Regions from separate parts of the Homo sapiens genome. Here region 2 is linked to region 1. A link is a contact called in ENCODE Hi-C or POLR2A ChIA-PET data. All regions are on one chromosome and are shown on one strand. Each heading gives the region's core, a stretch centred on a gene start or an enhancer-like site at or near the end of the contact. The rest is flanking DNA. Distances are from core to core; before and after follow the strand shown.

Region 1 (5,358 bases), core at 2,791-5,290:
TGAATGAATGGATGGATGAATAGATGGATGTTTAGATGGATGGATGGATGTTTGGATGAATAGATGGATGTTTGGATGGATGGATGGATGAATGGATGGATGTTTGGATGGATGGATGGATGGATGTTTGGATGGATGGATGGACGGACGGGCAGACGGACGGATGGATGGATGGATGGATGTTTAGATGGACAGATGGATGGATGGATGGATGGATGAATGGATGGATATTTAGATGGATGGATGGATGGATGGATGGATGGATGGATGGTGGGTGGAGAAAACTGGTCATACCCCAGAAAGACAACTGTCTTGGTAGAATAATTTGTATTTCCTGCCTTTCTCTCCCTAGAACTCTACAAAGGTCTCAGTCAGGGACCCCACTGGCTGTGTCCCCCAGTCGTAGCCTCAGAGACAGAGAACCCCACCAGGCCAACCTCTTGGCCCCATGTTTTCCAGCACTGTGCACTGCTCACACAGTTCTCTCCTAGAACACTTGCACTTCCAGAAGCCCTCTCTCCCAAGGATCCCAACCTCTTCCTCCAAGTAGATGCTAGGGCACTGCATCTGCCAACTTCTCTCTCTTCCATGCCAGGACACACTGAACTCAGCCTCACACAGGCCTGAGGTCTGTGCCAGAGTTGGCCACTTCCTAGCTGATGACCCTGAAGCCACAGACTTTCCTCTCTGAGCCTCGGTTTCCTCATCTGTATAAAGGGCCTCATAAGGGAAAGTAGGAAGGATTAAATTTGATAATGTGTGCCAGATGCCAGTGCTGTGACTGATACAGGAGATGATTAACAAAGTAACATGAGGATTGATGTATTGATTGATTTATCAATTGATTGATTTGCAACTCTGAAGGGAGCAAGTGTTCTTCAAGGCAGCCAGGTGGGAGATGCCTAAAGGCAGAGCATGGCAAACGGTGGTGCTGCCCTGTCTTGATCTTGGTCAACACCTCAGCTATCTCCCACCTCAGAGTGAGCAAGAAAATGGCCACATCTCCCAGCTCTTGATCTAAAGAGTTTGCAGTGCCTGATTAAAGTGATCAGTTGTCTCCCTTGCAGACTCAAAAATGCCTGGAGCCACCCCTGCAGATCCTCACTTCTCACTTCTCCACTGCACAGCTCAAAGGCCATGGACATCCCAGCCATCAGGACTCAGGGCGAGCCTTAACAGAGTACATTGGATCTCATCCTTCCTCCACTCAAACCGCCAGGAGCTCCTCTGCTCCACACAAGGCCCCTTCAGGGAACCTCGAGGAGCTCAGCATGCCCCACCTCAGGGCCTTGGCATGTGCTGCTCTGTCCTGAGGTCTCCACTGGGATCCCTGCCTCCCTTTCCTTGGATGTGTGTTCCTTCATCAGCCAGGCCTGCCCTGGCCCAGGCTAAATCTCCACTGGAGCTCACCACTGCCTGATGCACCAGACACTTGGTCTGCTTCTCCTGGCCACTCTGACTAGAAGAGCCCACCAAGGCAGGCACTTGGGTCTGTCTTGTTCACAGCCATATCCCCAGCCCCTGGCACCCAGCAGCATTCAATAAATGGTAATTGAATGGATAAATGAATGAATGAGGAGGTACCTGTTCATTCATTTAATGCTAATACTAATACTGATTAACAATAATAATAGCAGGAGCCGGCTCTTCACAGATGCTGGGATTCAAAGGTAAACCAGACATAGTTCGCATTTTCAATAGTCAACAAATGTGTAATTAGCCAATAAATAAGTTAATAAGTGATCAATAAATGCATGATCATAGACTGTGGTGGGGCTCCCAAAGGGGCAGGGGCAGGTGCTTGGATGGGCACCAAGGAGCTCCTCCCCCAGGGAGTGGGTCTGAGACCTGAAAGGCGTGTGAGAATGAGAAAAGCGTGTCGGCAGAACAAATGTGTACAAGTCTCCTGCAGCTGCTGTAACAAACCATCCCAAACTGGGTGGCTCAGAACAACACAGACTTATTTTCTCAGTTCTGGGGACCCGAAGCCCAAGACCCAGGTGTCAGCAAGGCCGCCCTCCCTCTGAAAGTGCTAGAGGAGGGTCCTTCCTGACACTTCCAGCTCCTGGGGGCTCCAGGTGTTCCTTGACTGTGGCCACATCACTCCAGTCTCTGCCTCTGTCTTCGTGCATCCTCCTCCTCCTCTCCGTGTCTTCACCTCTTCTCTCATGAGACACCTGGCATTGGATTTTGAGCCCACACAGATAATCCAGGATGATCTCATCCCTTACCTTAATTTCACCTGCAAAGACCCTTCTTTCCAAAAAGGTCACACCCACAGGTTCTAGGTTAGGATTTGGACATACGTTAAGGGGGTCATCATTCAGCCCAATCCAAACATCCTGGACAAAGGCCCTGAGGCTGGGAGGTGTAGTGCTGGCCAGTGACATGGCAGGGGTGGCAGGCTCACAGTGGGCAGGGGCTCGTGCACGCAGGCTGGGGACCAGGGTGGAGGGCTGTGGACGGCCATGGCTGAGTTTCACAACGGGGAGGGACATGATCCAATAGCTGCTGCGGGTGCAAAGACAGAGCAGAGAAGTCAGCAGTGGAGAAACAGGTGGACCATCAGGGACCACTATAGTCCTCCAGGTGTGTTGGATGGCGGGGCTGGGACAGGGGAGAGGGAATGAGGAGAGGCAGACCAAAAATGTGCTTGGAGGTTCAAATGGACTTTGTTGATGACTGCAATGGGGTGGGGTGGGAGCATCAACACCGAGCCCAGGACACGGGCATGAGCAGGTGGGTCACAGAGGCTTCTCCCAAGATGAGGAGGAGGGTGTGACCAGGTGTGATACTCTGGACAATCCTGAGGTGTGATACTCTGGACAACCCTGGGGTGTGGGGGCCCCATCTCACAGAGCTGGGATAAGAGGAGGCTGAAGCAACATTCAGGTGGGGCTGTGCCTGCATTCACTGTGGCATCCAAGGCAGTATGGTAGTCAGCAAACCCTGGTGCTCAGCAAACCCAGGTGCTTAGCAAACCCCACTGCTGAGAAAATCCTGGTGCTCAGCAAAACCCAGGTGCTTAGCAAACCCCACTGCTTAGAAAATCCTGGTGCTCAGCAAACCCTGGTGCTCAGCAAACCCCAGTGCTCAGCAAACCCTGGTGCTTAGCAAAACCCAGGTGCTTAGCAAACCCCACTGCTCAGAAAATCCTGGTGCTCAGCAAACCCTCACAGCATAGTCCCTGGATGGCAGAGCCTTTCTCAGTGTTTCTGGCATGAATACTGCATTCCAGGCCATGGGGTTTGCACTGTGAGAGACCCGTGGACCTGCCCCAGGTAAGCTCTTAGTGCAGCAGCCACTGGTCCTCTCCCAGCAGCACGGGCTGGGCCACTCCTGCCATGCCAGGTTTCAGCCTCCCCAACACCAGGGGACCTGATGCTAAGTTCTCCACAGGCCCTTCCCACTTTAAAGTTCTCCAGCTCCCAAAAAATCAGGGACTTTCCAATTTAGAAAATACCCTCACTGGATGGCCCTACCCATCCAGCCATTAGCTTCTCAAGCAGGCCAGGCAGTCCCTGGGCTGCCCACCTCTCCGCAGGCATCAGCCCCAGCACCACCTCTTGGATATGGAGCAGACACAGCATTGCCCACTGCCCTGGGCCCTCCTTACTCCTTCTCTGTCTGGACCAGTTCTTCCTCTTCCCTCCCCACATCCTGTTGCAACCATTCATGCTCAGGGATCCTCCTCTCCCCAGAAGCTGTGGCCTCTGAAAACCCCAAACTCTGCCATTTGCTGTCCCACCTGCCTTTCTGTGGCTGGGCCCCCACACAGCCAGATACAGATGCTGTCCCCTGCCCTGGTCACTCAGCAGGTGAGGGCTGGGCCCTGGGAGCCTGGCCTCTGGGTAGCCCTGAGTGGGAAGATGGTGGAGGGAGGCCTGTCCCCACTGGAGCAGTTCACCAAGGACAGGAGGCTGGGACAAGCTCCCTCCGTCCCCTGCCCACGGGCTCAGAGAATCACCCAGAGGCACCTTCCCACAGCGCCTCACTGGGCAGCCGGGCCTGGGAGCCAGGGCCAGCAGGCCTCAGGGGACCTGGAAAGTTTGGTTTTGCTTTGTGGATCTGGACAAACTGGAAATGTAAAGGGCTGCACTGGACGTACCCAGCTGGGCAAACTGGAAGTGCTTCAAAGAGCTGGGGGCAGGGCCGGGCGGCCGGTTCACACGGCTACGGCCAAGCTCAGCCCATCACTCAGGCCACCTGCCGGAGCCCATGCACCACCTCGCTGCTGCCCCTCCCCACTGCCAGTGGTCATGGACCCTGCCCACAGAGCCCCTCGGCAGCAGGGAGCTCCGGGCCAGCCAAGCGCAGGCCTCCTCCTCCATGATATTAATCAATCACATCCTGATAGTGATCAATGGAGGGCCCCTGGCAGCAATGGGCTGGCCAGCCTCCAGGCTCACCGTCCAGAGGCAGGAACGCCGAGGATGGCAAATGTGATCTTTGGCAAGGGACAGCACATTGTCTTACCGCTGTGGGAAAATGCTTAATGCGCAAACATTTCCTTAAAACGAGCTGACAAGGAAACGTTCAAGATGGCCTTATTAAAGATAATCATCCTGGCTGAACAGGACAAAAATAGATTAAGTCCCTTCTGAACTCTGAGAGCAGGATACGTGGCCCAGCAGAGCATCACTAAACCAAGGCGGGTGGCAGCGGGGAAAGACTCCACGGCTTTCCCTTGGGTTTCACCACTTGGAGAAGCTTCCCAGTCGGCTGGCGTGGAAGCCCAGCTCCTCACCCCACCCCAAGCACAGGGCAGGCGCTGAGCCCCGGGCTGGCAGAGGTAGGGAGTGGGCTGCAGGCACGGGGCGGGGAGGGGGCCTCCGGAGCTGCACACAGGAATGTCAGGGCCTGGCTTAATTTCTAAACCTGCCATATGGCCCTGCGTCCTGGGACCCAGGCTGGTGGCCAAGGAGGAGCCCTGGGGCTCGGTCCACAGCCCTCCAGGCCGGCTGCACAAAGCCATTTTTCAAAGGTGTTTCCCAACAGTCTCTCTCAAAGGAACTGCCCTTTGAGAAGCTGTCTTGGGCTCGAGCCAGGCAGGGCTGTCTGGGGGCTCTTGGCAAACGTGCCAGCCGTCCCCAGATCAAAAGTGCCTTTCTTGGTTTGCTCACTGCCTCTCTGTGCCAGGTGAATGAGCTGTGGGGGCACCCCGGGCCGGGCAAGGCCAGAGTTGTCTTACCCAGACTCAAAGATGGGGGTGGGGGCTGACCACAGGTGCGGTGTGCCCCACCAATCCATGGAAACCCCAACCCACGGGGCAATGGCTCACGTTACAAAAGATCCATGGAGGGGCCCCTTCAAACCGAAGCTCCCCAAGGACGTGGCACTGTTGCTCAGGGATCATTC
Region 2 (4,763 bases), core at 1,377-3,876, 150 kb before region 1:
CTTTGCCCCTGCTGTTTCCACTGCTGCTATGCCCTCCTCATTCCCCTTTGGCTGTCTGGTAAACATATCTCCTCCAGGAAGCCTTCCCTGATGATCCATTTCCTGGGCAGAGTGAGCACCTCCTCCCACTGGACTTCTGCAGTATGATCTTCTACCTCTCCAGCACAGAAGCCCTGGAACGTGTATCACTAGCAACAGGTGAGAGCAAAGTGGGGCACCGTGTCTTGTGCATCAGGGCCCCATTCCAGTGCAAGCCTTTTTCAGACCAGGAGGATCAAGAGGGGCAAAGGAGGTTTGCAAGATCCAGGTTGGTCAATCAGTGTTTCTTATTCCCCTGGCCATGGTAGCTGGTTTAGGGTTGGGCATACGACCCCAGTCTCACCAATCAAAGTGGATCCAGGGATTAAAGCCTTCTCAGAGGAAGACAGAAACGGGAAATGGAGAAAGTGAGATCGAGTTCTGATATCATTTGAGCTTCTGAATCCAGCCATTCCTGAAGCTGAAATCCCTGAGCTTTTCAAGTACACAAATGCACAAGCCAATTGCACCCAAAATGGTCCTGTCCAATACAGAACTCAAACATGAGCATAGCTCCAGGATTTTGCCATTCTCTTTGGGGAATAAGGGATATAGATTAATCAAGAGCAGGCCTCATGTGTCCAGGACCCTGGGCAGCTATGGTTTACCTTCATCAAGTCATCCAGTACTGAATGGCTTTACCCCAGCAAAGAGGACACGGTGCTTCTAAGAAGGGCACCCATTGGCAGAGTCCGCCAAGGGACATGGTCCCTCCACTAGACTTTCCAGTAAGAGAAATCACCTCTGGGGATGACAAAATTCACAAGAAAGATGAGAGATAGATTGAAAAAATGACTTAGACAATTTGGCACTATGGTACATCAAAAAAAATGCCTACATGGTAGTTAGGCTGGTCCCAACGGTGCCAACACCCCTTGTTGACTTTGTTCAAGTCACTTTCTTGTCTAGAAACCACATCCCACATCCCTATTGAGTTATAGAAACCCAATCCTCTATAACAAAGAGGATGGGTCTGAGTGTGGTAGAGATAATGTTCTTTGCCCCACAGACCCATCCCACTTTCTTCCCTCCTGGACCCCTGCTGCCTTCTGAGGGAGTCAGGGATCAGATTGCACAGAAGCAGTTCTGGATGATGAAAAGTAAAAAGAGACGTGTGTGTCACTTCCAGGCTGAGGCCATGAGAAGCACCATGTGACCCTCCATTAGCACATGAGATGCAAACAGGCTGGATCCCTGAATCACTATGTAGAGCACAGCTGTCCTAACAAGTCACCCCCTTCACTTTGGGATTTGAGTGAGAGAAAATAAGTTCTCACAGCAATAAGCAATTGAGGTTTGGAGATTTATTTGTTATGGCAGCAAAACCTAGCTTATCCTGACTAACATACCAGAGATGGCAAACACATGACACACACACCATCACTAAGAGACTGGCAGCCATCCAGACATTACTAATCCATCTTGGCACATTTTCCTCCCATCTCAGACATGCTCCAGGCAGCCCATACCAATGGACTACCTAAGGACTGTAAGGTGGGTAAAGATCCCTCCAGCTCACAAGTTACCTACCACTCAGGTGGTTGAGCAATTTGACTGCCCCTCATTTGACACACAACGGTCAGGCTTGGGAGTCAAGGGGAAGCTGTCCCTCTGGAAGGATCTGACCTCGCCCCACCACTCACAATTCAGGATTGTCAAAGCCTCGTGTCTTCTCACCTCCTTCCATCACCTCCTTCCCTGCCATGCCCCAAGGGGCTGCTGGACAGAGGCTGCCCCCACCCCAGCCTCTGCCAACTCCCCACCCCTCATCGCCGATTCAGGAAGCCTCCAGGATTTTGGCATCAGTGACATTTTTCTCTGCCTTCTTGCTGTTCCGTAGTAGAGCCAAGTAGGAACTTGTTCCTCTGAAGACTTTGGAGAGGAGCTGCGCTGCCCCATGCTTTCTCATTCTTTCTCAGGGTGTGCCCCAGCCTCAGACCCATGAAAGGCAATTTCACTTTCGGTGGGGCTCCTTCCAGGAGGAACACTAGGACCCAAATGGGAGCAGATGTGTTGGCGGTCAGCTCCCTCCCCGAGCCAGAGCCGAGGGAAGGGCCGTCCTAGGACACAGGCTCCAAGCAGATGAACAGAGGCAACATGACTTTTTACAATGGGGCTTTGATCTACCTAATGTCACAAGACAGGCTGGGGACAAATGCCAGGCTCTGTGTGACTCCCGGTTCCCACAGGAGGTGCCCTGTGCAGGTATTCACACGGGGAGAGTCTTGGCAGGCCCGGCCCCTGGGTCTGTGCCCATCACAGACACAGCCACGGCAATCAGGTTTTGGAAAATCGTGGGTGAGGTTCCTTTGGCCGAGGCTCCAGCCTCCTGCCTGAAAATAGCATGGGGAGGGAGGGAGGGAGGCCGCCCCCAGTGGCAGTGGGCACCCTCCTGGTGTGAATGAGGGTGAGTGTGAGGAATTCCTGTGGTCGGGGCAGACGGCGGGGCACAAAGGCTAGGCTGGCGTCCTTGACAATACCCGCTCTGTCCCTGCAGTTGGTGACCTTCACCAAAGTGCTTCGTGAATGGGCCGTGGCTGCTCCCAGGTGTGTCCAAGCCGCCGGCGTTGGAAGCACATGAAGAGGCCGGGACCGTGGGGAGAGTTCACAGGACGTTTTGTAATTTGGGTGCCCATGAGGGCTGCCCTGGGGCTCGGGCCAGGCCGATGGAGGCTGCCAGGGGCCCATCCTTGGGCTGTCAGCATGCATTATCCCCACCTGTGCTCAGGAACAATGGCCACACCTGTAACTCGCTCCCATCCCCGGGTGGATGAAACGGCCTGTGCCTCCTGCCTGCAGCTCCGGTTTCCCTGCCGGGTGGCCCTCGGAAGGCTGCAGCAGGATGTACAGGCAGCCCAGAAAGATAGCGAATGGTAGGGACTGAGGGAGGTGGGGCGTGGCTCTCCGCAGGCCAGGAGTCTAGTTTAGACAAGGACGTCCCAAGGTTTCTCCCAGTCACTTTTACGAAGCATGCTACTCACACCAGGGTCCTGACTGCCCCGACTCCCTCTCTCACCCGTCTCTGAAACTCCAAAGCCTGGGGCCACCAGGAGCAAAATCTTGGCAACCTCCCTTTTTTCTCCATTTTTGCCTCTCAGCACAGTGAGGTTGGCCCCCTGATGTGTAGACACAGCTACATATTTAACACACTTAGATACCTTTTGCCAGGCATCAAGTATTTGTGTATTGTGCAAATACTCGTTTCAGCCTCACAACAACCCCAGGAGAAGCTGCTATCAGCATCGACTCCATTTCACATTTGGGGAAGCTGAGGTTCAGAAAGGTGAAATCACACAGCTGGTAACAGGCAGGCCTGGGCTGTGAACCCAGGCATCTGGCGTCCGAGACCTTGCCCACCCCCACCGCCTCCCACCTGCCCTGCTCCCGCCGACACCACAACCCAGGGCTCTTTGGTGACACCTGGAAGGGGTCCCCTGAGCACGTCTTTCATGCCCATGCCCTTCCTACGGCCCACATTCCTGGGGCTCGGACCAGGTCATCCTCATCGCTGTACCCCAGCCCCAGACCAGACGAGTGTTTGTTAACTTAAAGGGAACACAGCTGGGAGATCATAGGTGTCATTTCTGGAGCTTCCCCCTGGAGCAGGCATGCCTCAAACACTTCCATGGACGCCCTCATGTTCCTTTCCCAGCATCCCACAGAGAAGCATGAGCGCCATTCCCATTTCACAGGCGAGAAAACAGGATGAGAGCGATACGGTGCCCAGGCAAGCATCACCCAGCTCCTCGTCCGCAGCAGCCATGGGTTCCAGACTCAGCACCTCTTCTGCCTCCATCCTGAATGAAAAAGGGAGGGGCAGAAAGGAAAGGAGAAGGGGTGCGGGGTCATTCGGAGGCGGTAGAGACCTCATGCCACCTGCCAGTAGCAGCCCTACCTGACTCCAAGAGGACAAGGCCTGCACTGGTCCTCACCCACCTCGGGGCTGGCCAGCTTGCCATTTTTGATGACCCCACACTGAGGCCTTAGTCGAAGGTGGCATTTCCGGGTCTGGGGGTTATTTGTTGCAGTGATGGAGAGATAAACAATGAGTTCCAGAAGTCGGCTGGCCAAATCCCAGCCCCACACAATAAACCCCACCTGTGGTGTGCAGGCAGGACGTGAACAGGTGTGTCCTCACCAGAGAAGTATTTAGATACCAGAAAGCCAGCTTGCCTGTGGTGTGCAGGCAGGATATGAACAGGTGTGTCCTCACCAGAGGAGTATTTAGATACCAGAAAGCCAGCTTGCCTGTGGTGTGCAGGCAGATGTGAACAGGTGTGTCCTCACCAGAGAAGTATTTAGATACCAGAAAGCCAGCTTGCACAGCCACAACAGGCCCCTTATCCCAGGCAGGGGGGACAGGAAATGGATGGAAATTTGCATCCTTTTGAATGCATCCTCCGCTTAGTGGGACCAAAGAGACTACCTGAGCCTCAGCGTCAGCTGCGTGCGGACCGACCCCATGCGGACCGACCCCGTGCGGGCAGACGTCTGCTGGTGCCGGGCACTTGGCCAATAGGAGAGCCTCGGGAACGGAATAATGAAGAACTGATTTACCCAGCAGGGCCCTTTCTGTGTCTGGGAAGCTCTCGCACCTTCTTGGAGGGGGCAGGCGTGTTTCCTTGGGAGGAATGCCGTTACACAATCGGTCTGTCAAGAGTCTGCGTTCAGGAATCCAGGCGAGG

Evidence for each region. A loop is a pair of places that touch in the nucleus more often than their neighbours do. ChIA-PET counts read pairs that join two places held with the same protein, here RNA polymerase II (POLR2A). Pooled maps may share reads with other maps.
Region 2: a map of GM12878 shows a loop between it and region 1 (2.5-fold over the local background). The contact joins two enhancer-like sites. A Hi-C loop is called at or near these places in 7 of 168 maps with a recorded cell type or tissue (CD4-positive, alpha-beta memory T cell, Caco-2, GM12878 and 4 more), 8 of 37 single-sample maps with no recorded cell type and 15 of 50 pooled maps. POLR2A ChIA-PET finds 5 or more read pairs at or near these places in 1 of 52 experiments (PC-9).

Annotation. Positions count from the first base shown.
Region 1 is chr11:69,105,318-69,110,675 of GRCh38, reverse strand. No RefSeq gene overlaps it. Among named protein-coding and RNA genes, the nearest start is that of MIR3164, 25 kb to the right of the region's middle. Within about 2 kb of position 4,040, at least 8 of the 41 ENCODE cell types and tissues checked have a DNase peak (open chromatin) inside an H3K27ac peak, as active enhancers do.
Region 2 is chr11:69,249,879-69,254,641 of GRCh38, reverse strand. LOC105369368 (a long non-coding RNA gene) reads right to left here. Exons shown (of 3, transcript XR_001748070.1): 2 at 4,674-4,763; 3 at 3,470-3,875. Among named protein-coding and RNA genes, the nearest start is that of MYEOV, 42 kb to the left of the region's middle. Within about 2 kb of position 2,626, at least 4 of the 41 ENCODE cell types and tissues checked have a DNase peak (open chromatin) inside an H3K27ac peak, as active enhancers do.